Regions from separate parts of the Mus musculus genome. Here region 1 is linked to region 2. Evidence: chromatin loops called from intact Hi-C (ENCODE). Cell type or tissue: heart. All regions are shown on one strand. Links, peaks and the distances in the headings refer to the core of each region. The heading gives the core; the rest is flanking DNA. Region 1 has its middle 88 kb from the start of Gm26327. Region 2 holds the start of Vstm2b (V-set and transmembrane domain containing 2B).

Region 1 (15,610 bases), core at 3,799-8,798, 1.2 Mb before region 2:
TAATATTCTCAACAGTAATTCCGGCAAGCTAAGTTATTGTGTCCTACTTCTGTGACTGGCCTACAATTTTCACTAGAATAGTTTGATCCGAGATCCTACCTGCAAATTACGCCCTTGCATTTGGTGTGTGGGGAACCCGTCTTTGCCCATGAGGTATGAAGGTCTTCCTGCTTGTGTTGAACTTTGCTGCTGAGAGGTCACTGCGTTATGTCCCTCGGGATATTGTGCCAAGCTCTACAACATACTTTCCATAATCCTGTGTACTTCAGTCACACGATGCTGTGGGTTGTGTTGCCTTTTCTGGAAGATACATCCTGGGCACATCCTGGAATAGCTTTAGTTTTTATGCTTCACTTCTGCTCCATCTCTGCATACAGCCTGTCTTATCCTTATCCCCACTGTGATGGAACACCATGACCAAAATCAAGCTAAGGAAGAAAGGGTTTATTTGGCTTACACTTCCACATCCATAGTCCATCACTGAAGGAAGTCAGGGCAGGAACACACACAGGGCAGGAACCTGGAGGCAGGAGCTGATGCAGAGGCCATGGAGGGATGCTGCTTACTTGCTGGCTTGTTCTCCATGACTTACTCAGCTTGCTTTCTTATAGAACCTAGGACCACCAACCTAAGGGTGGCCCTATCCTCAATGGACTGGGCCCTCTGACATCAATCACTAATCAGGAAATTATCCTACAGACTTGCCTGCAGTCTCGTATTATGGAGCTGTTTTCTCAATTGAGATTCCCATCTTTCAAATGACTTAAGTCAACTTAATGTCAAGTTGACAAGAAGAGCCACATACAGTCCTGTTTGCATTTCTGCAGCCTGGACAGTGCCTCTATCTCACATGGAATCTGTAAGATCACCTGGCAGCTACAGTTGACTTTAGCCTAAGTGAACTCAGCTTATACAGAAATTCCCAATTAGGCTTTTTCTTTTTTTTCTATTTTGTTCATTTCTTTCTTCTTGTAGGAATAGGCTCTATTTTTTTATCTTAATTCATTTTCACTTGGTCACACACATGTAGTTTCTAATTCTCCACTTCGCTTGAAGTCCCAAAATAAAATATATCATATTTGTTTATCCATTCATCAATTGGTAGCTATTTGGGTTGTTTTCACCTTGTGGCCATTATGAATTACATTGCTCTACATATTCATATTCCAGACTTGGTGTACTTATATGGCTTCATTTTTCTTAGCTTCTTAGATTAAATATTTAAAAGTCGAATTTCTGGGTCGTGTGATAACTCAGTATTTGGCATTGGGAGGAAGTGTCAGCCAATGCTCCTGCACTACTTTCCCGAGGGATGCATGAAGTTTCAATGCTGCATATCCTGGTCAATGCTCTCACTGCTGTCCTTTTGATTTAGAGGATGTGGTGTGGTATCTCATGCCACTCCTTCCGTGGCTGCTACTGAGGTATATCTTTATATGTACTCATTGAGTAATGTGGATTCTGATGTTTTGCTAATTTGTCTATTTTAAAGCTGGCTTGCCTTTTGCTGACTTTGGTGGCTTCCTTTCTTGCTTTTTCTCTTAATATGGTATGATGACACATAGCCTTGGATGGCCTCAATTTTGCAATCTCCCCAAGACACTTCATTGAGGACAATGGCTGAGCGCAGTCTGCGTTTGCTGGGTATTTTCTCACTTCCCAATTTAATGATGTTTTGTTCTCTTTCCCTCTCTCTCCATCTTTCTCTCCTTTTCTGCATTTCTTGCGAACAATGACGCTCAGCACGTCACCTGGTACTGGGCACAGTGGAATCCAGGAATCTGCTGTCAAGGATCTGTAATCAAGAGGCCTTTTCTGTGGCAGCCCCCAGTCTGCTCTTTGACTCTGATGTGATTGACTTCCTGGTGACATGTCAGAGGGAGTAGAGGAGTGTGGAATCTTGATGTAAAGAGAGGCCCTCTAGCAACAGAGCGAACGGAGCGTGCCTATGAAGAAAATATCAAATGCACACATAGGGAGAACATCTGGCAAATTTCTTTGAAGTAGCAGGAATGTAAAAATTAGCACATGAATCAAGAATGCTCCAATGATAGATCAAAATTATCCCCTCCATAAGGCTGGACTTCCCTCCACCAAAACAAAACAAAACAAAACAAAACAAAACAAAACAAACAAACAAACAAAAAACCAGTGGAGAGAGGAAACAGCAATGCTTTCAGGACAAGGGGTGAGGAAGGTATGGTGGGAGGCTTGGTTTTCCTACAGGAAAAAAAAAGCCACTGCTTTTCAGTGTGTTGGGTCTCAGTGGACCCCTGCAAAGGTGTTTCAGTTGTTGGGTCTCAGCAGACCCCTGCAAAGGGGAACAGCTGCTTCAGAATCAAAAGTCTACTTCTCATTTTTATCTGTCTTCTTGAGTAGAATCTAATCTGAATGTCTTTGGGGAGACCTGAGGAGATGGAAGAACCAAAGCTCACATAGTCAGGGCTTTTCCTAGGTGGTTTGTAACGTACAGAGACAGAGTCATTTTCATTTTAATCAGAAGACAGAAGACATGTGTATTTGGTGCCAAACTGTTCTACACATGCCTGGCTTCTGTATAACATTTAATTGTCAGGCTCTTTAGACACCACTACCTTCCTGACTCCAGAGTGGCAGCTGTGTTTCCTGTAGCTGAGGGCTGGGAGATCAGCAGTTTGTGCGGTTGCTGGCAGCACCCTGCCCCAGTCATCCTGCAGGCTCTGTGCTCCGCTGCTCACTCCCAAAAGTGGGACAGGTCAGAAGCGCTGCGAGAGGGTGAAGGGCTTTGGAGCAGCCAATGCTGGAGATGAGGCGTGGGGTTGTGAGGATGAGCAGCCCAGCTACCTCGCCCTAGGAAGGTAGTGAGAACTCCAAGCGTGCTCCATAGTGGCCCCTGTGTGTTGGTCTGCTCTTTTGATGAACGCTCTCCTCTATGTCCTGTCCAGAGTCCCCACTAATAGTGATGGGCTCACCTTCTAGGTAATTTTCACTGTCAGTTTGGGGATAAGAGTCCCAAAAGACTCTTGTGTCTTTTGGAAGCCCAGTCTACCAGGGATGGTAGCTTAAGGGGACATGAAGTTGGATAATGGTGATGGTGATGATAATAAGCTGTTTCATTGTGAGTTCTAAGACTGTTCTCTTGATGTGCATCTGATGGGCTTGTTTTATTTCCCAGGGTCAGAGGATGGAGCTTCTGTCCCAGAAAAATGAAGTCACTGAGCACCCAAGAAGTGTCTGTAGAAATAAGTGTCATGCTACAGAGCAGCACAAGATTTTAATAAGCTTGCTTCCGACACTCTCATTTGTCTTCTCAATTTTCTTGAGTGAAAAAGGCCAAAAGCCTTATGCAAATGAACTTCAAGGGTGACTCCAGACAGCAGAAGCTGTAACTGAAATCTGCGAAACTTGGGAGAAAGTTCTGATGAGGACCTGGCAGTTTCCAGAGTTGAGCTTCTGTTACATCATTTTGCAGTCTCTACCCAGGCCAGGATCAGGCACACACAGGTTTTTCCTGATGTGTGTGGGGTGGGAGGAAGAGGGAGAGGGGGAGGGAGAGGGGGAGGTAGAGGGAGAGGGGGAGGGGGAGGGGGAGGGGGAGGGGGAGGGGGAGGGAGAGGGAGAGGGAGAGGGAGAGGGAGAGGGAGAGGGAGAGGGAGAGGGAGAGGGAGAGGGAGAGGTTTTGGGGTTCAGGTCATTTCTCTTTAAGACTTAGGGGGTTCAGGTCTTGTTGCTATTCCCAAATGAAAGGATATACTGCTTCCTCCATCAAAATAAAATGCACTTTAAAGGTTATTAAAGTTTAGTGTTGTTTAATATTATGCTTTTTAATGATTATTTTTATCCTATATGTATGCGTGTTTGCCTGCATGTGTGTATGTTGCACTGTGTATGTACAGTGCCAGTGGAAGCCAGTAGGGGCTGTCAGATCCCTTGGAACTGTTGTTACAGATGTTTGTGAGCCACCACATGAGTGCTGGGAATCGAACCTGGGTCCTCTGTAAGACCTGTCGATGCTCTTAATCTCTGAGCCATCTCTCAGGTGCAATACCAGGGTTTTTAAAAGAGGGGTTGGACGGGTTTTACTTGATGCCTCTCCATTGGTGGTTCCCACCCTGCTCTCTCCTTTCCTTTCTTCTTTCTTTCCTTGCCCTCTTTACTCCTCTCTCTCCTGATCACCTTCATTCCTTCCCACATTGTCCAGGCCAAAAAAATTTTCTTTTGTTTTGCTTGAGAAAATGTTGCAGGTAGGCTGATTCACCACTTGAGTAACCACTACCTTGTGACTTCTTACTATTTTGTAATCCTGGGAGAAGAAAAAAAAAAGCAAAACTAGACTTTTGGGTGTGAACAAGCAAAGTCCATTTGTTTACACTGTCTCTCGGCCATCTCTCCATCACTAGCTCAGGCTATGGGAGTGACAAATTATCCCCACTGCCACTTGGAGGAAGCTATGGCCTACTCAGTCTGTGTTCAGTCTAAGCCGTGTCAGGAAGGGGAATTTAGCTGAAAGCACAGGTATATCTGTGGAATATATGAGTGGAGTCCTTGTTCAAGTTCTCAGGAGAACAATGGCTTAGTGCCAGCCTCTGTTTCTGTGATTTGAATTTGAATCTCTGCCCTCTCATATATTGAGTGCTTGGCCTCTGGCTGGCTGTGCTATCTTAGTAGGTTCTAGGCAACTTAGGGAATAGGGTCAAGCTAGAGGAAGTAAGATTCTGAGGGTGAATCCTTGGGAATATATACCTGGACTGTTCCCATATCTTTGAAGCATTCTTATTTCCCTGTCAGACTCCTGGCTAGCCACTTAGTGAATGGCACTCCTTTGCTATATATTCCTACTATTTGTCACAAACTTCTTTCTAATGCATGGCACCAACTAGCCACCACCCCCTTGGCCCAAATGAATCTTTCCTTTATGTAATTTCTCTCAGATATTTAATGTTAGTGTGACAAAGTGACACTAATATAAATGCTGGAGGTTGGGTAGTGGTAAGACACACTATTTATAGTTTCTAGGGACCCATTTATGGTGAATGATTGGGCATAAGTTTTCATAGCAAATGTAGTCTGTGACTTAAAATCAGAGAGGCATCTCACTCATTTGGCAAAGCCAAATGTTAGGCAGCTGGCATAGCACTGGTCTGCCCTGTGTTAGGAACAGTGACCAAGATGCACAGGTCCTTATGCACCTCTGAGAGGGACACAAATAAACGACTAGAGCAATCGGATGTGACAGTAGGTGTGGAGAAGGAAATGACAACCTGGGACTAAGCAGATGATCACCGCTCTTGCAGGGAACACAGGTTCAGTTCCACACACTCACAAGCTGTCTCTCAACCACCTGCAACTCCAGTTCTAAGGTGCCTGAGAAACTCTTCCAGCCTCCACAGCTTCCCTCAGGCACAGGACACACATAAACTCTTGCAGGCATACACAAGTGCACACAAAAGTAATAACTCAGTCCAGAGAAAATACTTTAGAGTGGATGGATTTGCTTTGGTTCACTGTTTCAGAGGGTTCAGGACTTAGGTGGTTGGGCAAAACCTCATGGAAGTAGGAGTTTATGGCAAAGGAACTCTTTGCGGCAGAGAGAAAGCAGGGAGGGGGGCTACCACAAGAGTCCACAGAGACATATAGCTGATAGAAGTAAGTCCAGGGTCTTAATAAAAGAGACCACCACTCCAAATGAAGTGTCTGGAAAAGGCAAACTTCACTCTAGCACAAGAGGGAACTCCCCAAGACCGGAACTTGGGTTTTATTCTAAGGAAGGTGGTGACTGTCTTTTGATTTGAATTAAGTTTTTCCTTCATCGGCTAGGGTCCAGCCTCACAATCTTATTCATTCGGCTACGTTGGAAAGAATTGTTGCATAGGAAATGAAGAGGAAGGGAAAAGGAAGCAACGCAGTCCTAGAATACGGAAGTGGGGCTTTGAGTAAATGAAAGGTTTTACTGGATAAACAGATAAGACTATTAGAACTACTTGTCCTAAACGTATTGTTATGGTAAGACTCATTCTTGATATTTGTTACATAGCCCAAAGAACCCAACCTGGGTGAACTGCCTCCTCCAATTAGGTCTCACCTCTAACTGCCATTCAACAAACTAACAAACAAATCATTAAGTTGTGAATATACCAAAGTCCTGATCATCTAATGGGCTCTTGAAATGTCCTCTCAGTCACACCTAAAGGCATGCTCACTACCATCCTCCCCACCCACCACCCACCCCACCCCCGCTGCCCCGCCCACATTTCTTAACCCTATCAAGTCCACAAGGAGCCCTGGGAACCCACAGAAGCTCTGTCTGCATAGCAGTGTGGTACCATTCAAAAGCATTCCAGTAGATGGCAATAAAGTTCCATGTAACTTCGTGGAATCCTTTGTCCCAGTAAAGTCTGCATTAGATTTTTTTTTTTTTTCTTTTCAACAGTTGGAGTGAAAATGTGTCGCTGGGGAAGGGATGTGTTTCTCCCCTCTTATTTACACTAAGCTGGCTTACCAGTTAGTGGTGCCACAAGCTTTTGTCTTAGCACAAGGTATTGTAGAAGAAGCGTGCTGACATTTCCAAGAATATTTTGAAGGATGCAAAATCCACTCGATATGAATAGGTATCTGAACAGAGGGTACACAGTTCAACATATAAAATAGGAAAAGAATTGCCGCAGAGAAGCCTATCAAGTCTGCTGAGCCTGACCTTGCCTGCCCTATGGCATCTTCTGAGTGACTGGGCTGCCCAGAAGCACCTTGGAGTAGAGCTCTGATGAGCTTCAGTGAGGCGTCGACTGTGGAACTGTGGAACTGTGTCAGTGGGCACTCTGGCTGCCACAGAGCTAGTGCAAGGCATAGTGTCACTTGCCATCAAAATCTTCTCGGTTTCTGAGTGCAGAATGAGGATATGAGTTGTGAGTTCAGACAGCAGTCGACAGCCAGCATCTTATCTGAATTTGCCCTGGTTTCCACGTTTTCAGAGTGAGAGGTAAGAATTTACTTCAGGAGAGCTTTACCTCGAACATGAGACTCTAGACTAAGAAGAACTCTGTTCACAGGAAAGGGGACTTTATGGGCTTTGCAGAGTCTGGGAGAGGGGGTATCATCTCCCACTTGCTTCCTCCTAGGAAATGGGTTTGATAAATACTTGGGAGTGAACAGGCAGAGGAGAGGATCTTCCAGACTTTTACTTTCAGTGTTTCGAAGCAGTAAGCTACAACCAAGGGGTATTTGGGCGCCCAGCAGGCAGCAGGAAGCCCCAGCAGGATAGGTAATTAGACCTCACAGCCAGAGGCCCAGCTCTTCTCACCCTGAAATAGAAGACAGAGAGGTTGGGGGTGGATTTCTTGGGTCTGGCTGAAAAGTCAGACCCAAGGAGAGTCTTCATAGAGTCAGCCCATCTCACCATTTAAATTCCATGCTCTCTTTAATCAGAACGTTCTTTAATGGGTTGTCTGGGAGCACATTTGAACCTCGTTGAAGCCCACTGTCTGCAAATCCAACTGGGTAGGAGGCTTAATCCGTTTTTGTTTTTTGTTTTTTATTTATTTTTTATTTTTTGATACTCACAGGTCCCTCAGCCTTGCTGAACAAGGGACAAAATGAGAATTCTTAGAGTTAAATATTACATCCAACCTTAAAACTGCCTTGTGTAGCAATGTCTTTAAATCCTAGCGTACATTTTCCTTTCCCAAGGAGCAACATAGCCTAGTATCTTTCACCTGTGTCTTGGCTTTTAGGTTCAGGTTCTGGGCCTCAAGTTGTCTTTATCTTGTGTACTTTTAATTTTTGAATGTGCCTCGGTATGTTACCGCTCATCTTTCTGTCAGTCTTTTTAAATGTTCATGCTAAGTTACAAGGAAAGAGAATTCCCAAATTTCAGAACATCAAAATCTGCACCTGAGGTTGCCCTGGGGTAGCGTTCCTTACCCTTCTATCCACTTCAGAATCTCTGGGGTGGGTGGAGGCTTTAAGAGTCCAAGACCTTGAGCCTTATCCCAATAGGTGTGGTATGGACTCCTGGGGCCTCAACATCTTCCCAGCTGAGTCCAGTGTGTGACAGTCCTGTGCTGAGTTCACAGTGAGCACAGGTCTCCACCAGCCCCCTGTCCAGAGAGCTCTGGTTCCCTTCCCCATGGGGTCACAGTTGAAAGCCTTGAGGCTTCCTGGTTATGTACTGTGCTGGCAGAGCCAAGCTATGCAGTAAGGACTTAGCTGCTCTGTGCTCTGTGACCAGATACTGTAGTCCTTAAGTGTGTCTTGGTATGGATTTTTGTGACTGTAATGATAAGCAAAGCCTTTGCTCTATCCTTTTAGGTTTAGGCTAAGTGGGGTAGACATAAAGGCACCAGAACCAGGGGAGTCTTGGTTGTGCCACGTCTTATGATGGTCGTATGACTGGGAAACCAGGATGTGGTGGGGAGCTGTATTCAAGGTAACATGTCTAGGACCAGTCCCCAACTTCTGTTTTTGTTTTTGTTTTTTCTGGCACTCTACTCTCTCACGCATGGGTGGAGAGTGTTCCTGGAGAGGCCATGACCATGTGCTGGTGCTGGGAGGAACCTTAAAAGGTTAGATGGCATCTGTCCTGTTCAGCAAGGACTCCATCCACTTAACCATGAGCACTCATTTTCTTAAACTTCTCGGGGGGGTGGGTGGAGAGAGAGAGAGAGAGAGAGAGAGAGAGAGAGAGAGAGAGAGAGAGAGAGAGAGAGAGAGAGAGAGTCATTCTATAGCTCTACCTGTCCTGGAACCTACGATATAGTCCAAGCTGGCCTCAAACTCACCAAGATCTGCCTGCCTCTGCCTCCTATGTACTGCCACTAAAGACTGGCACTGTCATACCTGGCTGATATACTTTTGACACAATGTAGAAATAGAGAAGAGGAGCGTCCATTGAGAAAATGGCTCCATTGGATTGATTGTAGTCAAGTCTGTAGGGCATTTTCTTGATAAATGATTGGTGTGAAAAGGTTCAGGCCATTGTAGGTTGTGCTACCTTGGGTAGATGACCCTGGGTAGTAAAGAAAGAATAGTCTGAAATCTAAGTGGATCAAGGAACTCCACATAAAACCAGAGACACTGAAACTTATAGAGGAGAAAGTGGGGAAAAGCCTCGAAGATAAAAATTCCTGAATAGAACAGCAATGGCTTGTGCTGTAAGATTGAGAATCGACAAATGGGACCTCATAAAATTGCAAAGCTTCTGTAAGGCAAAAGACACTGTCAATAAGACAAAAAGGCCACCAACAGATTGGGAAAGGATCTTTACCAATCCTAAATCAGATAGGGGACTAATATCCAATATATATAAAGAACTCAAGAAGGTGGTCTCTAGAAAATCAAATAACCCCATTAACAATGGGGCTCAGAGCTGAACAAAGAATTCTCACCTGAGGAATACCAAATGGCTGAGAAGCACCTGAAAAAATGTTCAGCATCCTTAATCATCAGGGAAATTGTCGCGTCCGCTCTCGACCAGCAAGAACGACACGACCACCAGTCCTTCTAACAGCAGTTTATTCAGTCCTGATTCTTCTTGTTTATATCTGCCCCGAACCCTGGGCCTCTCACTCCTTTTATACTCTCATCCATGCACAGCAGGCCATGCCGCCTCACCAGGCACGCAGCTTCAGCTAATCAGGGCAGCAGGGGCATATCTCCATCAAACTGGATTCTCCGGTATCCTGGTGCACCTGCACAGCTCTCAAGATGTTTGCGGCTTATATGAGGAAGTCAGGTGCAAGTCATACGACTTAGCTACAGTCCCTGGCGCCTTTGGGACTGCCGCCACACCCGCTCCTAACAGGAAATGCAAATCAAAACAACCCTGAGATTCCACCTCACACCAGTCAGAATGGCTAAGATCAAAAATTCAGATAACAGCAGATGCTGGCAAGGATGTGGAGAAAGAGGAACACTCCTCCATTGTTGGTGGGATTGCAAGCTTGTACAACCACTCTGGAAATCAGTCTGGCGGTTCCTCAGAAAATTGTACATAGTACTACCAGAGGATCCCGCAATACCTCTCCTGGGCATATATCCAGAAGATGTCCCACTATGTTCATAGCAGCCTTATTTATAATAGCCAGAAGCTGGGAAGAACCCAGATGTCCCTCAACAGAGGAATGGATACAGAAAATGTGGTACATTTACACAATGGAGTACTACTCATCTATTAAAAAGAATGAATTTATGAAATTCCTAGGCAAATGGATGGACCTGGAGGGCATCATCCTGAGTGAGGTAACCCAATCACAAAAGAACTCAAATGATATGTATTCACTGATAAGTGGATATTAGCCCAGATACCCAAGAATACAAGATACAACTTGCAAAACACATGAAACTCAAGAAGAACGAAGACCAAAGTGTGGGCACTTTGCCCCTTCTTAGAATTGGGAACAAAACACCCATGGAAAGAGTTACAGAGACAAAGTTTGGAGATGAGATGAAAGGATGGACCATCTAGAGCCTGCCACACCCGGGGATACATCCCATAATCAGCCTCCAAACGCTGACACCGTTGCATATGCCAGCAAGATTTTGCTGAAAGGACCCTGATATAGTTGTCTCTTGTGAGGCTATGCCGGTGCCTGGCAAACACAGAAGTGGATGCTCACAGTCATCTATTGGATGGAACACAGGGCCCCCAATGGAGGAGCTAGAGAAAGTACCCAAGGAGCTAAAGGGGTCTGTAACCCTATAGGTGGAACAACAGTATGAACTAACCAGTACCCCTGGAGGTCGTGTCTCTAGCTGCATATGTAGCAGAAGATGGCCTAGTTGGCCATCATTGGGAAGAGAGCCCCCTTGGTCTTGCAAACTTTATATGCCCCAGTACAGGGGAATGCCAGGGCCAAGAAGTGGGAATGGGTGGTAGGGGAGTGGGGGGGGTATGGGGGACTTTTGGGATAGCATTTGAAATGTAGATGAAGAAATACCTAATTTAAAAAAATGGAAGAAAGTAAAATGAAAAAAAAAAAGTGGGAGAAAGCCACGAGGAGCAAGCCAGTGAGCAGCATTCCTCCATAGTCTCTGCTTCAGCCCTGGCTTCCCTTGATGTTGGACTATAACCTGTAAGGCAAATAAACCCTTTCCTCATGGCCGGTCTTCTATCACAGCGTTGGTGACCTTAGCTAAGATGACCATAATCTGCCTGGTGGGAGTTAGAGGAACATTTTTAAATAAGTTTGGAAGAAAGATATGACCCTGCAAACATCCACAGGAGACCATGCATGCTTATATTGTGCTGTCAGAGGACAAATCTAGGCAGGGTGATAATCTCTGTGACCAAATACCTGAGAGAACAGTGTGGGGAGGAAAATTCTATCCTGACTCACAGTTCCAGGGGGTTCAGACCATAGCTGCTAGGTGTTGTGTCTTTGGAAGGAGCAACTCACTTGGCTGTGGAAGCACACAGCTGGGAGGCACACAGCTGGGAGGCTTATTCCTCTCCTGGTTGAGGTGGGGCAGAAAGGGGTAGGGACTAGAAAACAACTGTAACTTTTTGTAACCTTTAAAGACATGCCTCCAGTGATTGATCCCATGAGTCACCGGGCTAGGGCTTACTTTCTAAGGTTTTCATTTACATTTGCAGATAATTCTTCCTGTTGGTACCAAGCTGTAAACACATGAACTTGTGGGAACATTCAATATTCAAACCATAAAGTACATTAAGATTAATGTCTGATCCCCATGATCCAACCATTTCGCCTGTCCATATCTAGTCTAGACAAGCATTCGTTCCTTCGGAAGGGTGTACAGAAGGTTGTGTTGTTTGAGATCATAAAAAATTGGGAAAGGCAAATGTTTGTTAACACACGATTCATTAAACGTATAATGCTAAATAACGACAAAGTTATCATTAAGATAAATGGTAGAAAACAAAGAAGGCTGTAAGACTGAAAGAATAGTTTTCATTTTTGAAATTTCATTTCAAAGACATTTTCATTTCTATGAAAGAAAACGAAGAAAATAAAAGAGTGAATTCAAGTAAATGCATAGAGAAAAAAAAAACGTCCAGGAGTGTACACTGATTTGAAAAGGATGGTTATTGCTGAAACAGGAAGAGGGGACTGGGCATAGGGCTGCGGCTAAAGGATACCTTCATTGAAAGTCAACTGTTACTTTACAAATGAATGTGTCCATCCACAGATTGGGGGGGGGGGGCAAATACACACAAGGGTGGTTTTGTTTTGTTTGAAGTCACAAGGAGTAAAATTGTGGCATTTGCAGGAAGATACTGAGATGTTAATTGAAACAAACCAGACTCAGAAAGATAAGCACGCGCGCGCACACACATACACACACACACACACACACACACACACACACATACACACCCCTGTGAAATTAGGAGAGAGCTATAAAAGTGAAACAATAAAAGCAGGGGACACAGGGAAGGGGTTTAGGTTAACAGAAGGGTGAATATTATAAAAGTATGATACGTGTATGTACTAAAGTGCGATCATGAAAGACATCACTTTGTACTCTACAGTTGAATAATTTGAGCCCCTAAAGCATGGTGATTTATAGTTTCTTTTAAAACAAAAAAACAAGTGAACCAGGGCTGGCTCAGCAGTTACGAGTACTTGCTGTTCAGGGCATGGTTGTATACTCCTTTAATCCCCACAGAGGCTGTCAGAACCCTGTGAGTACCAGGACATCCAGGGCTACATAGTGAGACCTTGTCTCAAATAACAAAGTCAAAGCAAACAAATGATGGAGCATGGTTGCTCTTCCAGTGATCCGAGGTTCAGTTCCAGCACTTAGATGACAGTTCATAATTATCTGTAATCCCAGTCCTAGAGCCCATTACCTTCTTCTGGCCTCCTCAGGCTCCAGATACAGGCATACATGTGTGCAAAACAGCCGTACTCATAAAAATAAATAAATAAATAAATAAATGAATGAATGAATGAATGAATTAAAAAAAAAAACAAGTGAGCCATCCCATCGGCCTGACTCTTCGTTTGGCACAATCTGTGCAGACTGTGGCACTGACTCTTGAGAAGTGGGGCTCGTACTCACATCCCACATTTAATTTGGCTCAAGGACCATCAAGCCATGCTTAAGAGGATCAGGAACAGCCTTGTGATTGTCTCCATTTTAGCAAAAAGTCAAGTACGGAACAGCAGGCAGACAGCCCTTGACTTTCTCAGAGTGTCCTTAGCAAGCATCCTTGGCCTGTTTCTTGTGCTCCAGGCAGGCAGGATAGGAGTTAAGCCATAGCCCTGTTCATCTCTCTATAGGCTATGCTATGTCACAAGGGACTAGAAGGCACTCCTTAGGATGTGGGTTGGTGGGAACTAAACCTGGGTTGGGCCTCCTGTGGGATTCAGGATAGGATCAGCAGGAGAGAGGATCTTGTTGATTCTTACTGCACTCTCTGGGCCATCAGCTTTGTGCTTCCCTCCATAAATACGCTCTTGGCTTCCTTCCACTCTGTTACCCAGCGCCAGAATTTCTGTTGTGTGTGCTGTGTGTGCTCATTCATTGATTTGATCTTTTTGGTTTTTGATATATTTTTTTTCAAATGCTGCTGTAATGCTTGGTACATAGTTGGTGCTTAGTATATATTTGTTTAATGACTCAATAAAATATTTACTGAATTTTTATTATGGCCAAAGAATATGCAGTGAGGACACAGTAATGATTGCAGATCCTTTCCCTGAATCATGGAGCCCACTTTTGTGTAAGAGAGGTGAGCAACCTTCAGCAAGGGAGGCCAGCACAAGATAGGGATGTTTGTGTCAGACATGGTGGTTCATACCTCTCATCTCAGCAGTGGGGAGGATACAACAGGAGGATCATGAGTTTGAGGCCAGCCTTAAAAACAAAGTGAGTGCTTCTCCCCTTCCTCCCCTCCCCCCTCCCTCCCCTCCCCCTCTCCCCCTCCTCCTTTTTATTTTTTTCCAGGCTGTGTTGCCTTTGAGAGCCTCATATTGAGGAAGCTTCTCTGTAGATATCAGCTGTGCCTAAAATATGATAGTGTCTTTTGCTGTGTAAGAATAAAATTCCTTGATTTAGTTTATTCTGTTTACATCAATCCTGTCTGATGACCATGTCTAGCCCTTCCTTTCAGTTCAACCACAGAGCCTAGGACTGTATCTAGCACAAAGCAGCTGGCTAGTAAGAGTCCAGGGATTAAATAGAATCTAAGTCATGGAGCTTGATAACCACATAATGGACGTTATACTCCTGAATTAATCAGTGGCCTGTGAACAATTCAAAATATAGGTTCATATTTCAACTTCAGCAGGTCTCTATGAATTGAAAAGTGGCTCCGTGGACTGAAAGATTTGTTCATATATCCCCATCCCCACCCCCACCCCCGTCCATCTGGTTGCAAAAGGAGAAAGAAGTAAGAGGCATTCCTGAAGGGAAGTGGTCACAGGCACCTTTCTGGCATAGGGTGACCAGTGGCGTCTTTCCCTCCTATCTTGCAGACACTCATGTGCTTTAATCTCTTTAATGTTTTCAAAAGAAAGAGACTTAGAAGAGGATGGATGTCATATCACCTCAGTGGCATGCTCGATGGCCTCCCGAGGTGTACACAGAACTCCGATTCTCTCTTGCTATTACCCAACTCTAGCTCTGTCCCTATCACTGCCGGTCATCCACGTTTTCTTTATTACAAAATCCTAGAAAAGAGGTCTTGACTATATTTGCTAATTAGCTTTCTTCATTGCTGGTGGTGACTCGATGGAATCTTTTTCGCCTTGTACATGCAAGTCAAATTGTCTGAATAAACCTAAGCCAGTGGTTGTCACATATCCTGGAAGGACATGGCAAGCCATCATTGACAGCAGGCTTTAAATCTTACTGCCTTCACGAAGCCAACAACTTACTTTTTTTAAGGGTGAAAAATGGGCCATCGTGTTACATGGTCCTTGAGGGATAGAGGAAGCCACAGGCAATGCTCAGGCAAACTGTGCTGCCAGCATGGCCAGAAAGTAAAAGGCAACTGTTGTGGGGCTTTAGAGGTCCCTCCTGGGGTTTAATAATAAAGACATGGAGACATCTGTATAGTATAAGGCTGTTGGCCTGTTTGCTGGGGCAGTCTCTAAGCTAGCCCATCTACTTGAAGCCAACTTCTCTGCCATTGCATCTCTCCATGAAGCGCTTGCTCTCTCTCTCTCTCTCTCTCTCTCCCTCTCTCTCTCTCTCTCCCACCCCCCTCCATTTCTATCTCTGCTTCTGTCCCACTGCCTCTGTCTTTCTGCAGGGCAGTCTTTCTGCCCTAGCACCTGGCCCAGCTCTTTATCATGAAAAAAGCTACACTCCTTCTGTACTCCTCCAGTTGGCTTTGGGGGCTATGTGACCTTCACCACTACAGTCTGCCTTTCTCTTTGGGCAGGTGAGAAAACTACAAATGTTTACACATCCTGCCAGCGCTCGTGAAGTTAATGCAGACTCTGAAGGGTAGGCACAGACTGCAGATAAGAATGACCTCAGAGTCACCTCTGGGTGTATCTTCTCTGGTGATGCCTCAGTCAATGACTAATCTGTTGTGTTTTGTGGCCACCTTGGGACTGCACCTCATAATATTTATCAGTTCTCTCGCTGACTTCCCTTTTTCTGCATTCTTGTTTCTCCCATAAAGCTTTAGAATGTAAGGTTTTGGCATAAATTTTCTATA
Region 2 (15,610 bases), core at 5,611-10,610:
AAAGCTTAAATAACACACACACACACACACACACACACACACACACAAGGTGGGGTGTCTAAAATCCATCAGTGGGTGCTCAGTTCTCCTGGCCACTTCTTGTTCTAATTCTGCATCTTCCCAGCACCTGGGTCCAAGATCCACCAGTCAATGACTGCAATGCCCCACCCTACATCCCTACAGCACCAGAAGCTATCAGGTGCAGCTTTACAATGTGGATTGTGCTGTCATTTCTACCCAGCAGTTGAATCATCAGCTGTCACAGTTGCTCCCTGCCCGCTCCTCAGCTTGGACCCTGTGAGGCTTTTACACAAGTATGTTGGCTGTGGGTATTGCTGCTGGCTGGGACCTGTTCTCAAAAGTAAGAGGAGTTTGATGCTGAGAAAGATGGTAAGCTGAGGACTCTCCAAGAAGAGCTGTCTATAGCAATGACCTTGCCTCTGCCCCTGACTGTGAAGAGTTCTGCTAATACTCCTGCTCCTATCTCATCCTACTCTGTAAGCCACCAGGGCCCCTGCTACCTCCTTGTCACAAGTCCAAAGCCTACCCTGTCTCTCAACTCTACTCATGGTTTTCTTACTCTGGACTCTTTCTGTTTCATGTTGCCAGGTCTCTTGGTCCAACATGTTCTCTTGGGCAGCCACTCAGTCAAGATGGTGACATACCCTAACCAGGCCCACAAGAGCCTATTTGACTCACACTCGGCATGCAGGCTCAGTTCTGTCAGGAAGCCCACTTAAGGACCTTCAACTTTCCTCTCCTGACTATCTCCAGGCAGGGGTGTTACTCCATCACATGCTGACCTGTTTCCTGCCAGACTCTCACCCTTACCACCAGGACCTAGCCTATGCAGCTCTTGACCTCTCTCTTCTAGGCACAAAAATCCTCATCAGGCCTCGAGGTACAAAGCCTGTGATTCCAGAACTCAGGAAGGTGAGGCAGAAGGATGGCAAATTTGAGGCCAGCCTTACCTATGAGACTCCGACTTTTTAAAAATTGGACCAATGGCCTCTGCCCATTCCTACACCACCAGCACTGCCCATCACTTAAGTGCAGAGGCCTTGTGCAAGGCACCTCTATGCCTTGCTTTCTGAAATGTTCCCAATGCTGGAAAGTAATGAAGCAGATTCTGCCTGGGGCTTCATCCTTTTCATACCCTTTCTTTATAGATAGTTGCTAAACCCAGTAAGTTGTGGCTCTGATAGACTCACAGAGAGGCCCAGTTCTATAGACCCTTCGAGGGCCACTGCTACTGAAATAAGCTATAGCAGGCCAGACCCTGGGACATGACAGGTGTGGATCCCTTCTGTAAACCAGTTGAGCCCAGACTGAAAGCTATACCTGATTTGCAGAAGGTACAAGGACAGGGCCAGGCAACCTCTGTGATAACCCAAGGTCTGATGAGCATATAAGAACCTCTCTTGTCCCCATGCAATGCAGGGGCTGTCCTCCTCCTGGAATCTGACCCTCCAAGATGGTGATGAGGCTGGATATAAGAGAGCAAAAGGAACACAAAACAAGAGCTTTTCACTTGCCTTCCTCCTGGCTCAGAAGTAATGTCCACCCACCCACCCATCCACGTTTTCACTCTTCAGCATTCCTTGTGGATACTGACCTGATGTGTGTCCTTGCACTGTGGTTCCCTTGAGGCCAGACTCCAAGCCTTTATCCCCTGACACTGATAGCAAATAAATGACTGCATTGCCCCAAAATAAAATTCCCCATAAATCTGATATTTTGCTTTAATCTGTCTGATACCCAGAGTGTGCTGGGGTTATTGATAGGAAAGTTTATGGATGGGCTGCATCTTAAAATCAAAACACATTACCCAAAATCAATGTTGCTGCACGTGGCAGTAAAAGGACAGGAAAGGTCAGCCAGGACAAGAATATCGAAGCCTCAACTCCAAGACGGAACATTAAAATAAATAAATTTTGCAAGCAACTCTAGGAGGTACAATTGCCAAAGCCGTGTTAAAAATGTTTTCACGAGCGACTGGAACAGATCACTGTCCCTAGGACAGCACTGGCAAGGGCTTCGTGCCCAATTCACAGCTTAGCTATAGCAGAGGTAATCGAGGCAGAAGGAAAAGGGCACCCAAGGCACAGTAGATAGATCTGACAGGAACAAGCCCAAGGACACAGCCAGTTCAAAGGTCACTAAGAACATTATAGGAGACCCTGAATACTGTGACCCCACAGGCACTTCAGATCTGAGGAGGGGTGGGGAGGAGTCTGCAGTTCTCCACCCCACCAGTGAACAATCATGGTGGGGAACTGAACGTTCATAAAATGCTCTCACAGATCCATCATCCGTAACAGGAAACCATGCCCCTCATACAAACAGTGTGCATGCTAGCAAGGCATCTCTGCAGGTGCTGGAGGGATATTTGCAGTGGGTAGGGCTAAATTGCTGTGTCCCTAGAGAGAAGCACCCCCCCCTTAGAGAACACACAGGAGCCTGCATTAGCACTCTGGCCCACCAAGGACAGGTAAGGAAAAAATCTGGCTCTCTTTTCAGAGGTAGTAGCCAGGCCAGAACAAGGTAGGAATCCCAGAGCTCCTGCCTATCACTAGGAAACTCCAGCAAAGGCGGCCAAGAGCCACTCTTGGCTACTGAAGGTGTTCATTCTTGACTCTAGCACACCTGTATGTTAAAGGTAGTGAGGAAGGTCATATTCTGTCCTCCATCTACCTGGGCAGGCAAGCAGCTTCTATTAACACAGAGCTGAATAGGTCAGCTCTGCTCTTTTTCAGGAGCTCTAGGTTTTCTTGATGTGGAAGATGGTTGTATATGTTGGAAAGAAAAAAAAAGGAATGAAAAAGAGAAGGGAGAAGAAAAAATAACCCAAAGTAAGAAAGACCTAGGTTGACTTGGCCAGTTGTGTGATTTTAGGAAAGTTCCACAAGTTCTCTGAGCCTTAACTACCTCGCCCCAAACATGCACCGAAACCACCTCATCTAGCTATCCCTGTGCTGAAAGCCAGAGACGCCCCAGTGACCAATGTAGACAAAAGCTTTGCAGACATTAACCAAGGACGACAATAAGTAAAAGACATTGAATCGTATTACGGAAGGTGATTACTTCCAAGGAAAGGGACATAAAGACAAACAGGGAGCCCTGAGGGAGGGAGCTCCAGACTGCAGAGTTAAACATCAGTTAGAGGTAGGTGAGCCTAGCTAAGAAAGTGTCCTCCTTACAAAAATCAGAGCATGAATATTAGGAAGAGGTATATCTTAGCCAGATAGCGTAGCTGATGCAAAGGCCCTAGGGTGGGCCTAGTGTGTTGCACTGCAGGAGGGAGGATCTTGTCCAGAGAGGAGCCAGGGGAAGGATAGAAGGGAGGGAAAGGTAAAGATGAAGAAGGCAATCAGTTGACCTTGGGAGTCCCCTGGTATTTGTACTGACTGGAGCGGGAGCCACTGTAGGCTTCTGAGTAGGAGAGGGTGGTCTTATAGGTTTGATAAGGACCTCTTAGCTGTCATGTTGAGAACTGATGCATAGAAAGTGTGCACCCAGTGTCTGCTATGTGACACGCACACGATGTCAAGCAGCTATTACTATTATTCTACTACGACAGTAACACCAACGTATGACACAGGCAAAAAAATCCCCACCAGACAGAACGGGTGGAAAGAATCCACAGACCTTCAGAGTGACCAAAGCGTACCTCCCTGTAGCTGCTGGCATCCCTCCAGCAAGCCTGGTCACTGGCCATCAGTCCTTGATTGAATCTGGTACTGGGAGAGAAACTCACTGCCTCTCCAAACAAGCCAATGCACAGTGGGATAGCTCATGTCATCATATCCCTGCTTGGAATCAATTCTCCAACTGCTCCCTTAGAAACCTGCCATGGTCCTCCTGTGTAGCACGATGCAAGTCTGCCCCCTCCCTTCAAAAGCTGAGGACGGCAAGAGACCTGCAAGGTCTTGCATTCACAGACCTATGGTGGTTTCTAAAGAGTGGTGGAATGTTCAGGGGGAGGCAGGCCAAAGTATGTATACATATATGTAGAGGGAACAGGCAATGGGGACCCTGAATGAAAGGTCTACAAGGCTTTCTGCTCACAGAGCATCAGCGAGTGACCACAGGGTGAAAATGACCCATTGGCCACATAAGGAAGAGGAGGGGCAGAAGAATGCAGTGCCCGTGGTCCTCACTGGTGAGGGGAAAGCTTACAAAGAGCTACCAGCTTCTTCTCTGGAACTGTGTTCCTGTTGTCTTAGACAAGGGTGGCCACTGGGAAATTATTTCCTTTTTGGTCTTCTGTCTTCACTAACCAGTAGCTCATTGTCAGAGATACTTGGAGAGCTCTAGCATTCAGGGGAAGTTCACTGGGATGTGCCTCCATAAGTTAAGATAAAGCCAAGTAATGAGACCAGACCAGACCACTAGCTGGGGGATCCCTTGAGGAAGAGAGAGACCCAAGGAGAGCTCTATGGCTCTCCCAAGCCCTTGTGCCTGGACTGAACTATCTCATCCACCCACACACCCCTTAGGAAGGCAGACTGAACTCTCTAGGTGGCTAAAAGATATGACCCATTCTAGGTGAAGGCCAGGGAAGGTTCAGGGATACAGAAGATGCAAGCGTGGAGGATGGGCTCTGGAACGTGTACTCCACCTCTGCCTGCTTCCACCCGGGGGCTGGAGGATCCCCTTTGCTTTGGGTACAGAGTGGGAAATGGCCAGGAAGAGCTTGCTTGCAAGGACACAGGGACTAGCCCTCTCTCTGGGCAGGAAGACGGTCCCCACCCAGAAACCTCCTGAGCCCTGAGTCGTGCCCGGCGCTCCCCATTTCACCCCACCCGCACCACCTCTGCTGTCACTCACGGCCACTGCCTGCTGGCTCCCTGGTGCGCTCCGCGCCACAGGCACCTGCTCGCCCGGCGCTGGACGCTCAGTTCTTGTTCCCACACTGCGGACTCCTAGTCTTCACTGTCACTTGGTCTTGCTGCTGGCCGGACATAGCACTCCTCCCTTCTTGCATTCCCCTGGAGCCCACCCACCCGCCATGGCCCGGGTCTGGGCCAAAGAGTGGCGTGGCTCGTGGTCCAAACCTGGGTAAGGAGTTGGAGACACTGGGGGCTGCGGAGAGGGTGGGGGACACACAGAAAGCAGGGTGGAGCAGCTGTCTCCAGAGATGGACACTGGGAAGAAGCCAGGAGTTTGGGTGGGAGGACCCCCTAAGCAAAGCAGACGCGGGGTGGGGTTGCGCTGCAGCTAGAGAGATGGTGGTCGCTACGAATGACCCCGCGGCGGGGGCGGGAGGTGGGGGACGACGGGGTAGGGGCGGGGCGGACTCCGAGAGGAGGGCGGGGGTGATGCTGTGGAGGAGGCTGCTCGCCACCCAGCCACTGACCGCCCCCTCCATTCCTCTCCCCTCCCCCCTTTCCCCGCCTCTCTCGGGCTGCGGGTCGGCCACGCTGGACCCGCTCTCCCCGCGCTGCGCTACGGTCGGACGCCAGGTCTGCACGCCGCGGCTGAGCGCCCACTCGCCTTGAAGAGTGAGCGGTGGAGAAACCAGCGGGGGCGGCGGCGGGAGAGCTCCCCGGGAGTCGGAGGAGGTGGCAGTCGGGAGCCCAGCCAGAAGGAGACCAGGAGGCAGACGTTGGTGCCTTACAGGCACTCACTCCCTTCTCCAAGGATGGATCCTGGCGCAGTCCGGCAGTTTCCTGGCCCGCCCGCCAGAGTCTGAACTGCGGATCCCTATTCTCCTGTGGAGCACCGGACTGAAGGAGGTACAGACCGAAGGATCCTCCTGGAGGGACCTCGTCTCCTGCGTCCCCCGCGTAGCGCCCCCCGCCGGAGCCGCGCCGGGCCAGCCGGCAAGGAAGCTGGGCTGATTGGCGGCCGCCGGCGGCCAGGGGAGGGGGCGCCGTGCGGGGCCATGGCAGGCTCCGAGGCGTCCTAGCCGGAGCTCGAGCCGGAGCCGAGCCCAAGCTGCCGCCGCCGCCGCCTCTCCGCGCCGGGCCCCCGCCGCCGCCGCAACCCTGCGGGAGATGGAACAGCGGAACCGGCTCGGCGCCCTCGGATACCTGCTACCTCTGCTACTGCACAGCCTGCTGCTCTTCGTGGCCGACGGTGAGCGCGGGAACTTCGCGGCCGCGATGGGCTCAGGGGACCCTTTGCTAAGGCCACGGAAGTCTGCCCGCTGGCCACCGCGGAGGAGGAAAGGAAGCGGCAGGCTTTACGGTCTCCAGCAATTCGGGTGTGCAACCCAGGCTGGGAGTGGGTAGGAGCACGAGCGCAGAAGAGGGTCTCTGCAGCTGTGGCGTCCGCTTAGGGAGTCCTTTCACCCAGTCCCCGCTAAGCAGAGGAGGCCTGCAGCAAGCCAGAGTTGGCGCTTCCCAGCCCAGCTCCAGTGATACGGCCCTACCTCCCCTAAACCCTGCACGACCTGGAGGGGAGTAGCCTGCAGCAAGTGGCGGACCCCCGCTGCCACCTTTGCAGCTGCTCCCTGAACTTTGCTGGAGCCTCTCGCCCAGGGTCACTTAGTAGCTGGGGACAGGAGTGTGGGTGAGCCCAAGGCCCGGTAGCAGGAGACCGACCGCCTCAGCCTCGGGTAGCCCCAAGCTCTCCCAACCCTACCCCCACCTCGCCTATCCCCTGGTCACGCCTCTCTCTCCCGCCCCCAGCTACATTCACCGAAGTCCCCAAAGATGTAACCGTGCGAGAGGGTGACGATATCGAAATGCCCTGCGCGTTCCGGGCCAGCGGAGCCACCTCTTACTCGCTGGAGATTCAGTGGTGGTACCTCAAGGAGCCTCCCCGGGAGCTGTTACACGAGCTGGCGCTCAGCGTGCCGGGCGCCCGGAGCAAGGTAATCCGCTGCCCTTCGCTGCACCCGTGCTTACCCGACTTCTTCCAGTGGAAGTGAGGGGTACCTCCACAGGGCGCTGCCCTGTCGCTCAGCCACCTCCCGTCCTCTGTATCTCCACAGTATTGACAAAGTAAACGGATGTCCCCGGATGCTATAGGTTCTTTATCACTCTTTCCCCTTCTCGCCCAGCCCCTGAAAACCTACACACACCTGGCCCAATTTTCCTGCTCATGCAAGCTAGCTTTGGGACTATACTCTGATGGGTGCTAGCGTGAGAAAAAAAGCAGATCACTTGATTCTGGCAGGCTCTCTTCTGCCACTCTGGGGTCCCAGGGCCAAGGAGTTCAGCTCCTTCAGATTGTGTTTATGTGGTAGAGAAGAGGGTACTAGAGCATGGTAGCCAGCAGGTCACTCACCTCTAGCTTCCATAGGGTCTGAGAAACAGCTCCACCCTCAGTGGCTGGAATACTTTACAACCTGCCCCATAGCTCACACCATCATTTACACACCCACCTACCTACAGTGTCCCCAGAATCCCACTCAGTGTTCCTGTTCTCATCCTCCTCTGGCACGTATCCACATACCAGACTGTCAAGGCCTTCATGATGTTGGACCTTCCATCCAGTGTTCGGTTCCAAGTGGAGAATTTAGAGGAAATGATGAGGTCCCCTTGGCTGTCCAGCATCCCCACTCTCCCAAGCAGACAGGTGTGTATGGGGCAGCCACTCCTCAGCCAAATGGTTTTAGCCAGGAAACCTACTTTTCTCTTGGCGCACTGCAGGAATCCTAATGTATTTGGTACCCTTCGCCATGCCACACCTCAGGCATGTCAAACCCCAGCTCACCTGCAGAAAGTATCCTTGTCAAAGACAGGTCAGAGGTTTCCGTGCACAAAAATGTCAACAGCTTAATTTCATAATCAATCAATTAATATCTCTGTCCCTTCCTCCCTCTCTCCCCCCTCCCTCCCTCCCTCCCTCCCTCCTTCCTTCCCTCCCCGCTCGCTCCGTTCCTTCCTCTTCCTCCCCCTTCCTTTCTCCCTTTCTCTCTCTTCATTTTAGGTAACAAATAAGGATGCAACTAAAATCAGCGTAAGTGTGGAGACCAGCGTGGGCCGCGGGAGACCCCTTCTGGCCGCTTCGCGCCCCGCAGCTCCCTCCCCTTTAGAAAGCCTCTTTCGCCGAGCCATGCGGAGCTCTACTACCACTGGGGTGTATTGTGGGCTCCTTGGCGTATCTGGGCGCCATCTGTCGCTAGTAGAGGGATTAGATTGTCTTTTGTGTAAATTAAGGGTCCAAATCCAAGTCTCACATGATACTTACCAGTAAAACACAACTTCCTCTGCACCACGCGCTCAGGGACCTGGAGAACATCTGCCCTTACCTTCTCTGCTGTCATTTCTTACAAGACCTCGAGCGAGCATGACTTCTTGCTCAGGCTGCGTGGCACTCCAGCTTCCCACCCCCTTCCGCCCCACTTCGCACAAGCGTTAGGCTTGCCAGGAGCACCCTCCACTCAGACATCTCCTTCTCCTTGGGTGACATTGTTAAGTGCTCCGGGGGTGAGTGTCTTTTGCAGTCAAGGGGCATGGGGTTTATAACACTGGAGCATGGAAATAGCAGGGATTGAAAACAACCAAATCCTCTTCGAGGGTCCTGATTAGAGGTCAGGGCTTTTCCCGGTGTTCGGTGAGAGTTCCCTTAAGATTTCCACCATGCCTGAGAGAAAGAAGGATTTGTTGAGGCTGTTAACAAGTGGTCAGTCCTAAATGACAGGGCAGGACAGGTGTAGTTGTGCATCCTACAGGCAAGATGGACACATCCCAGGTGCTCTGAGCTTTAAATAAATGTGAATGTGATTTGGGGTATATGTAGGATAGCCCCAGAGCAGTTAGCTTAGGCTTTTAGGTATAGGAAGGATGTGGATAATTAGCCTCATATAGCCCCAGCCAGAAATTTCTTGCTAGCTGTGGAGTAAAGTTCGATCCAAAGGGACAATAAGCAAGAGTAAATGTGAGATGAGATGGCTGGGAAATTGGGACCCAACACCGTGCACTCTGCAACAAGGTGTCCAGGCAGAAATAAGAGCCATGTGCCACTAGCAAGATGTATTGGGGTGTTAGGAAATACTGGGATTGGATGGTAATTTGGCACAGTGATAGCGGAGCTGAGAGCCCAATGGTGTGGGCTCACTAAAGGTGTGGCGCCCAATGGTCAGACCTCTAACAGGGCTGTTTTGCAGACCGTGCGAGTCCAGGGCAATGACATCTCACACCGGCTTCGGCTGTCCGCCGTACGATTGCAGGACGAAGGTGTTTATGAATGTCGCGTTTCGGACTACAGCGATGATGACACTCAGGAGCACAAGGCCCAGGCATTGCTGCGTGTGCTATCGCGCTTCGCGCCGCCCAACATGCAAGCTGCAGAGGCAGTGTCCCACATTCAGAGCAGCGGCCCGCGTCGCCACGGAGCCTCCAGTGCTGTCAGCTCCAACAACGCAGGCGCTGCTGTCCGCACCACCTCTGAAACCAGCCACGATGACAAGAACCCACCTCCTGGGAGCCCTCCCGCTGGATCAGGAGTTCCTGAGGCCGCCGCTGCCGCTGCCTCCGCGACCCACACAGCCACCACAACTGCTGCTGCAGCTGCTGCTTCTTCATCAGCATCACCACCATCAGGGCAGGCTGTCCTTCTGCGCCAGAGGCACGGCTCCGGTAAGGGCAGGCCCCAAAGGGGTTTTGCATGCCCGGTGGAGAGGGAGGTTAGCAGCCAGTACATCAGCAGCGCTAGATAGCTTTATTGTAACAGCAGTTGTGTGCGCCAGAAGCATCTTTTCTGCTGTGCCTTTCTGGTGTTCTCTGAGCTTTTTCCCAGTCTTGACTCTTAAAGGGTTTGAGCATCCTATCAAGTATATTCATAACTCAGCGGGCTGCTCTGCTTGACACTGAGGCTGGGTTGTGAGGTTGTGTGGTTGCTCTCTCGGACAGCATTGAGAACTGTACTCTCAGATCCCCAAGTTTGGACAGATATTCCCCAGGTGGGGTATTCCTCTTGAAAGAAGCAGTGAAAACAAGCTGTTGTCCCTCTTTGCCGATTGGTGACTTTGAATTGTCTTGTAAGTTGCAGGAAGGTTGGCTAGGTAGCCTTTGCTAAGTGGCTTCTAGGTGTGGCTTTACACAAGCTGTAAATTTTGTATGCACATCAGAGTTCCAGTTCTCCATGGTTCCAGAGGGAATGGAGCCCTGTATCACACTTATGAAGGCACAAGGAGGCTGATACCCGTTTTCCTAGGACTAGGGATGCAAAGAGTTGAGGTGAGGGGTTGTCAGAATAGAAGACCAGAAAAGTGAGCTGCTGCTCTGGTAACAAGACCCTGGGGGTGTTAACATAGCAGTAATGAGGGTTTCAGGAGGCCCAGAAAAAGCAGAAACTTCTGTGCCAAATAGCCCTTCTCTCAACATGGCTCCCCTCTTCAATCCAACTCAGAGGAACACTATCTTCAGTGCTCACTCCTAGTATCTGATTTTAAATAATTCACCCCCTGCCTGGAACCCCCTACTCAGTATTGTATAATGCACATTCCCCATGAAAGAAATCTCTACTTGGATTACAACATGAAAGTCTAGGGGAGACACATGGTACCGATGGGATAGGGCATGCTGTCGTACACCCAGCTTGGCTGTTCTCAAAGTGTATCAACGGCTGCTAGCTACGGATACAGGCTCCTGGACGGTCCTCACTGAGTTCAAGATGACAGGCCTCACATCATTATGTATCCTATCCTCTTTCTGATCCTTAAACCTTTGAACCTTTGGAAGTAGCTGGTCCATTCTGACCATCAGTTTAGCCTAGTTGCTGCCTTAGTTACTCCCTGCTGTGGGAGTACAGCACTGTCTCCTCCCCTCTTTGGGAGATTTCTTTGCCTGTCTCCCTCAGGAGAGCTGGTGCTAGGTCTCCTTCCCTTACTTAAGAAACTGCACTATATCTCTTCCATGGGAGTCCCTCCCTCCCTCCCTCCGTCCCTCCCTCCCTCCCTCCCTTCCTCCCTCCCTCCCTTCCTCCTGTCTCCACCCTCCACCCTGTCACAGTAGCTTGCTCTGTTTCTCCCCTGTGGGAATCTACTGTGTGTCTCTCCCCTAAGAAACTTAATTGTGCCTCCATCCTGTGTGGTTTGGGACGTTTTTGTCCCTCTTAGTTCCATGGACCTACAAGACACCACTCCAACCCCATCCTACCCCACCCCAGCCAATCCATGAGAAAGATGGGTCAGCTCCAAACAAACCCAAGATCTCCTGCCTAACATGGAACTTTATGCCATTTTGTATTAATTTAAGATAATGTTAGGTGCCACAAGAAAAAGACAAAATGTCAGTAGCTCAATATGTTCCAAATTTATACTCTTGTTTGCACCGCATCTTGTCCTGGGGTGGGAGCCTCATAGCTCTGTTCATACAGTCATTCAGAGACTCTGGTTGATGGCTTGTAATAGCTCCAACAAGTGGATCTACAAGTCTCTGGCAAGCAAATATGTCAGTATATTAGGAAAGAGATATAGAAATGCCCTTTTTGACCCAGTTCTAAGAGAGAATGGAACCCTAAGGCTATAAGGTATGCATAAAGCACAGTGAGTTCACTTATTTCCTATGCATTTAGAATGACTGTCTCTAACATTTGGAGAAACTGAAGACGGTGTCACTTAAAGCATTCTGTAGTGCATTTTCTCTGAGAAAAGTCACTCAGGAATGGCAAGGTGGATTTCTAAGGTCCAGGCCTAGAAGTGGCAGACATCACATGTGCCTTCATCCAGTGACCACCATGTGGTCCCACATAGATGCAGGAGTTTGGGGAAAATATACCAGACATCTTGACAACTGCTTTCCAGCTTTGTCTTTCTGCAGTGGAAGAGGGCATACATTTTGAAGGAACTGTCTCTAAGTAGCACACAGTGCGTATATTAGGAAAATGTTTATTGACTCATGTTGTGATTAGCTTAATTGCTTCTGATTAGAGAAAAGACCCTTCTGCCCCTTCCTCTTGGAAAGTAGGAAATAAGTATATGTGGCAGATTGGAGTAGACCTCTGGAATGTTCCCCAGAGCAGTGGCAAAACAGATAATCTGAAAGCCCAGATAAGAGTTATATCTTTGCCCTCTGAAAATTTGTGTGTGACTTTAGGTAAGTGGTTTAGCATCTCTGTAAAATGGACAGTGGGCTAGTCTGACGTTTCCATTACTGCTGCAAATGGAACGATGTAAGAAACAACTTGGCTCACCGTTTCAGACACTGCAGTTCAGACACTTCATTGCTTCTGGACTACAGTGAGACAGACCAACATGGTGGAGCACATAGCGAGAGAGCTTAGCATAGGAAGATTTGTGCGTAGATGGTCATCATAATCACCGTAGTCTTAGCTGTTCAGGATGGAGGGGAAAAGAGGAGAAAATGAGCAAACTGGCAACTGGAGAGAGAGCAAGCTGTGGAGGGGCCTTAAGAGATAGATGAGTGGTACTACTGGGGTTTATTGGAGGCTTTGACCAAGGAGTACCATGTACCAGACATTCCTGAGAATGAATGTGGCCACACCCATGACATTATAATGAAACTAAGGACATGAGCTCATTTGGCTAGTGTCAGGGTGCTTGAGAACTAAGCATGGCTAATAAAACCTCCAGTCTCTGTGCTAGCCACCATTGGAGTTGGACGAGCAAGTAAAGACACTCCAGGAATTTTTACCCCATAACAGATTCCCTCCCGGAGTGGGGTGATGTATTACATCTTAAGAGATATAGGGTCCTGGCATCAGAACTCTTACAGCGCAGCCATCAGAGTTGTCGCAGCAAATGGGGTTCTTGAATGCCTGCCAGTCTCAGGGTCATGGAGGTCAGGATGGCAGCAAGGTTGGAATTTCTGTTTGTCTTTCCTGTGTGGGACAGTAGTGTTCACTGCCATTTGGAAAGCACAGGCAGCTGGGGTACCTGAAGGCAGACAGTGCTGTCCCATTGCATGGGATATAGTGGTTCTTGATATTTTTTTTAATCACACAGTAACATTTGCCAGCCCCTATACAGCCCAAGAAGCAGCATATCTCACACAAAGCCCTGATTTCTCTCAAGCCCCCCCTTGAAAAGGAAATGCGACCAGATGGATTTTCAAGCCTAGCATTGACCCCATCCCTGAAGCCTCTCTGTGAAAGTCCTTGGAGAGCCACTTAGTTGTGGCTACCTGGGTATCCCACTCTGAGCCTAGAGAAGTGGGACATGTGATCTCTACTCTGCAGCCACATCTAACAGCTTTGATACCAAGGAGGGAAGGTTGAAATCTTCAGACTGTTTGCAGGATGGGTATTAACCTTTCTGCAAGACTTTCCTGAGTTCACTGCCAGCTGGGTCTTATGAATTCCTCAGGGAGGCTGCAAGCTCAGGACTATCTCAGAGCCTCTAATGGCAAGGGATTACAGCATGTTTTGGGCTCCTTCCCAGTGCACAGTTCTAAGCCAGAGTGGCCCATTGCTCTTGGATAACGAGCAGACATGTTTGTAGTGTTTCTCAATCAGGATGCTGGTGGAGCAGATGGCACAGTCAAGCAGAGTCACTGCTGGGCTTTGAAATACAGTATTTATGAGGGTAGAGGCAGGGTTAGGCCAGCCAACAGAGGAAGATTGCAAGTCTCCAGGGCCAGCAGCAACAGGAGGTGCTAGTGTCCGTGGAATGCAGAACAAGGGAGGGATAAGATTGGCAAAAGCCAGAATAGCCGGAGGACAAGGTTCTCAGGTCAAATCTGTGGTGCCAGAGTCTCAATGGAGGGAATCATTTGACTTGCCATGACCCAGCAAAGACTTGATGCCCCTCTTACATGTTCCTCATATGGTCTCCTATTAGCCAACCCCCTTTGAAAGCCAATGCCAAGAACATCTGGGGAAGCTGTTCAGAGAGGTCAGCCACAGGGCTTAGAGCACAATGAAGAAGGGCAAATGGAGCACCCAGGAGCAATGGAAGGGTTACCCCAGCCTTGGAGCACACACTAGCCTTTTCAGATCAGCAACCTCAAGAGTGGCCCAAGCCACCTCCATATGGTCCCATAGGCAGTTAATCCTAAAAGACTTTCAGTTGCCGGTTCTTGTGAAGTGAGCTACTTCAGCACTGTCAGGAAGGAATAACAGGGCAGCTTGCTCAAACCGTTGCCCCCTTTCCTACTCCTCAGCCCAGAAAGAAAACCTTTTCTCACCCATCTGTGCTCAGCACGACCATAGAAGTATTTGCACTAAAAGTTTGTTTAACTTTTTTCTTTGACTCATGTTTCATGTTTTATTAATCATGGCTTGGATTAGCAAAGCAGAGCAGACAGAGAAGGCTGTGTCTCTCACTGTGTAAGGCAACCTGATTACTCATGTGAACGCTGATCCATTGTCATGAACACTTTGTTGCTAGTTGCCACTGAAGGTTGGGGGAGACAGAGTATCTTCCAAACACTTCTAATGAAGGGAAGGCACATGGAACTCAGCCCAGTCTCACAAAAAGAAAATAGTTTGCAAACAGAAAGACTCATTTTGGCACAAGGTTCCCTTCTGTAGGGATCTTGGGGTCAAACTATCCTTAGAACTTCAGTTCCAAGGAAAACACCACACCCCCTGCTGGGTGTAACTAGAAGCAGAGAACTAGCTGCTCCCACTATTTCAGTTACTGGTTAGGCAACAGCCAAGGCCATGGCGTTACTGTGGTGTTTGGTGTTGAAGAGGCTGTTTCTGCTGGGAGCTACTGGGAGGAGGGGTGGGGAAATCCTTGGGTGTTGCCATGGCAACCATAAACCATAACCAAAAGGGGCTGAGGATGAGGTGAAAACACTCTCTGTGACTCAACCTGTGCCCTGGGTAGATGACAGAGCTGATACAGTGGTGCCAGGCTGATAACCCAGCCACAAGAGCAAAGCTAGAAAGCCTAGCCTCAGGGGGACTCATAGGCCATTGCTGTCAATCATCTGCTCATCCCTAAAGCTCTGATGTGGTATAAAGACCTCACTTCAGGAAGGAGGAAATAAGCCTGGCAAAGGGATGTCCTCAGAAGAGGGAGGGTCCCACTGAACATCCCAAGGGGAAAAAATGAAAGGACTGTGAAAGAAGTTGTGGAGGCTCACAGTGGGCAAGAGACATCTACATATCCCCAAAGACTGGTGAAGTCTTGTCTTATCAGTGATAGGAGACTCTCTTTCTCTCAGTCTCTGGGATTCCACCCAGCCCAACCTTATATTTCCCTTGAGTGGGGAACAGAAATGGCAGCCATGGACTGTTAACACAATCAGGAGAGGCTTCCTGTAGGCAGACTGTGTCCAGGCTTGAGTCAGTTAGGGATGGTGTCCTCTCAGCTTAGGTGATGCCTTGACATGTCCTAGATTCCCCCATAGCTCCATGCCTGGATCCCTGTGATGGACTATGAAGGCTGCACGAAATGGAATGGTTTTGTCCTTCACATCCACACATAAGTAGCCAGTCAGCTCACAGCCCAGCCTTTCTCTCTTGGCATTAGAGATTCCCAAGAACAGCAAGCTGCTCCTGCAGTGTAATGATTATTCAGTTGTATCTCCCTTTTACTGAGCATGTGTGCCTACCACTGTCACCTCTACTGTGAGCAGCAATTCTCGATAATTCTTACTGTCTTCCTTCATCCCCAAGAACACAGCTCCTTCCCCATTTTGTTGCTGGAGCCCAGACTCTTTCATCCACAGTAATGGCAGCCCCCACGAGAAGAGCCAAGCACCAGACTTTCTAAATGTCACCAGGAGCCAAACCACTAAGGAGC

What was found. A loop is a pair of places that touch in the nucleus more often than their neighbours do. Peaks named below come from ENCODE experiments on the same cell type or tissue, not always from the same donor. Only the 100,000 strongest peaks of a DNase experiment are listed, where the experiment ranks them.
Region 1: a loop joins it to region 2, with 4 times the contacts of the local background. A loop is called at or near these places in 1 of 42 quality-filtered maps.

The regions. Positions count from the first base shown.
Region 1 is chr7:39,710,234-39,725,843 of GRCm38, forward strand. No RefSeq gene overlaps it. Among named protein-coding and RNA genes, the nearest start is that of Gm26327, 88 kb to the left of the region's middle. In heart, for the core only: a CTCF peak has its summit at 6,330 (motif pointing right); no DNase peak of the experiment used is centred there.
Region 2 is chr7:40,893,369-40,908,978 of GRCm38, forward strand. Vstm2b (V-set and transmembrane domain containing 2B) reads left to right here and starts at 5,910. Exons shown (of 5, transcript NM_021387.3): 1 at 5,910-6,081; 2 at 6,636-6,820; 3 at 7,882-7,911; 4 at 9,062-9,533. The coding sequence starts at 6,000. A230077H06Rik (RIKEN cDNA A230077H06 gene) reads right to left here and starts at 4,956. Exons shown (of 5, transcript NR_040329.1): 1 at 4,831-4,956. It overlaps Gm51479 (a long non-coding RNA gene), which reads left to right and starts at 284. Exons shown (of 3, transcript XR_003946760.1): 1 at 284-390; 2 at 610-933; 3 at 1,441-1,733. In heart, for the core only: a CTCF peak has its summit at 7,960 (motif pointing left); no DNase peak of the experiment used is centred there; H3K4me3 peaks cover 2,186 bases; H3K27ac peaks cover 970 bases; H3K27me3 peaks cover 4,933 bases.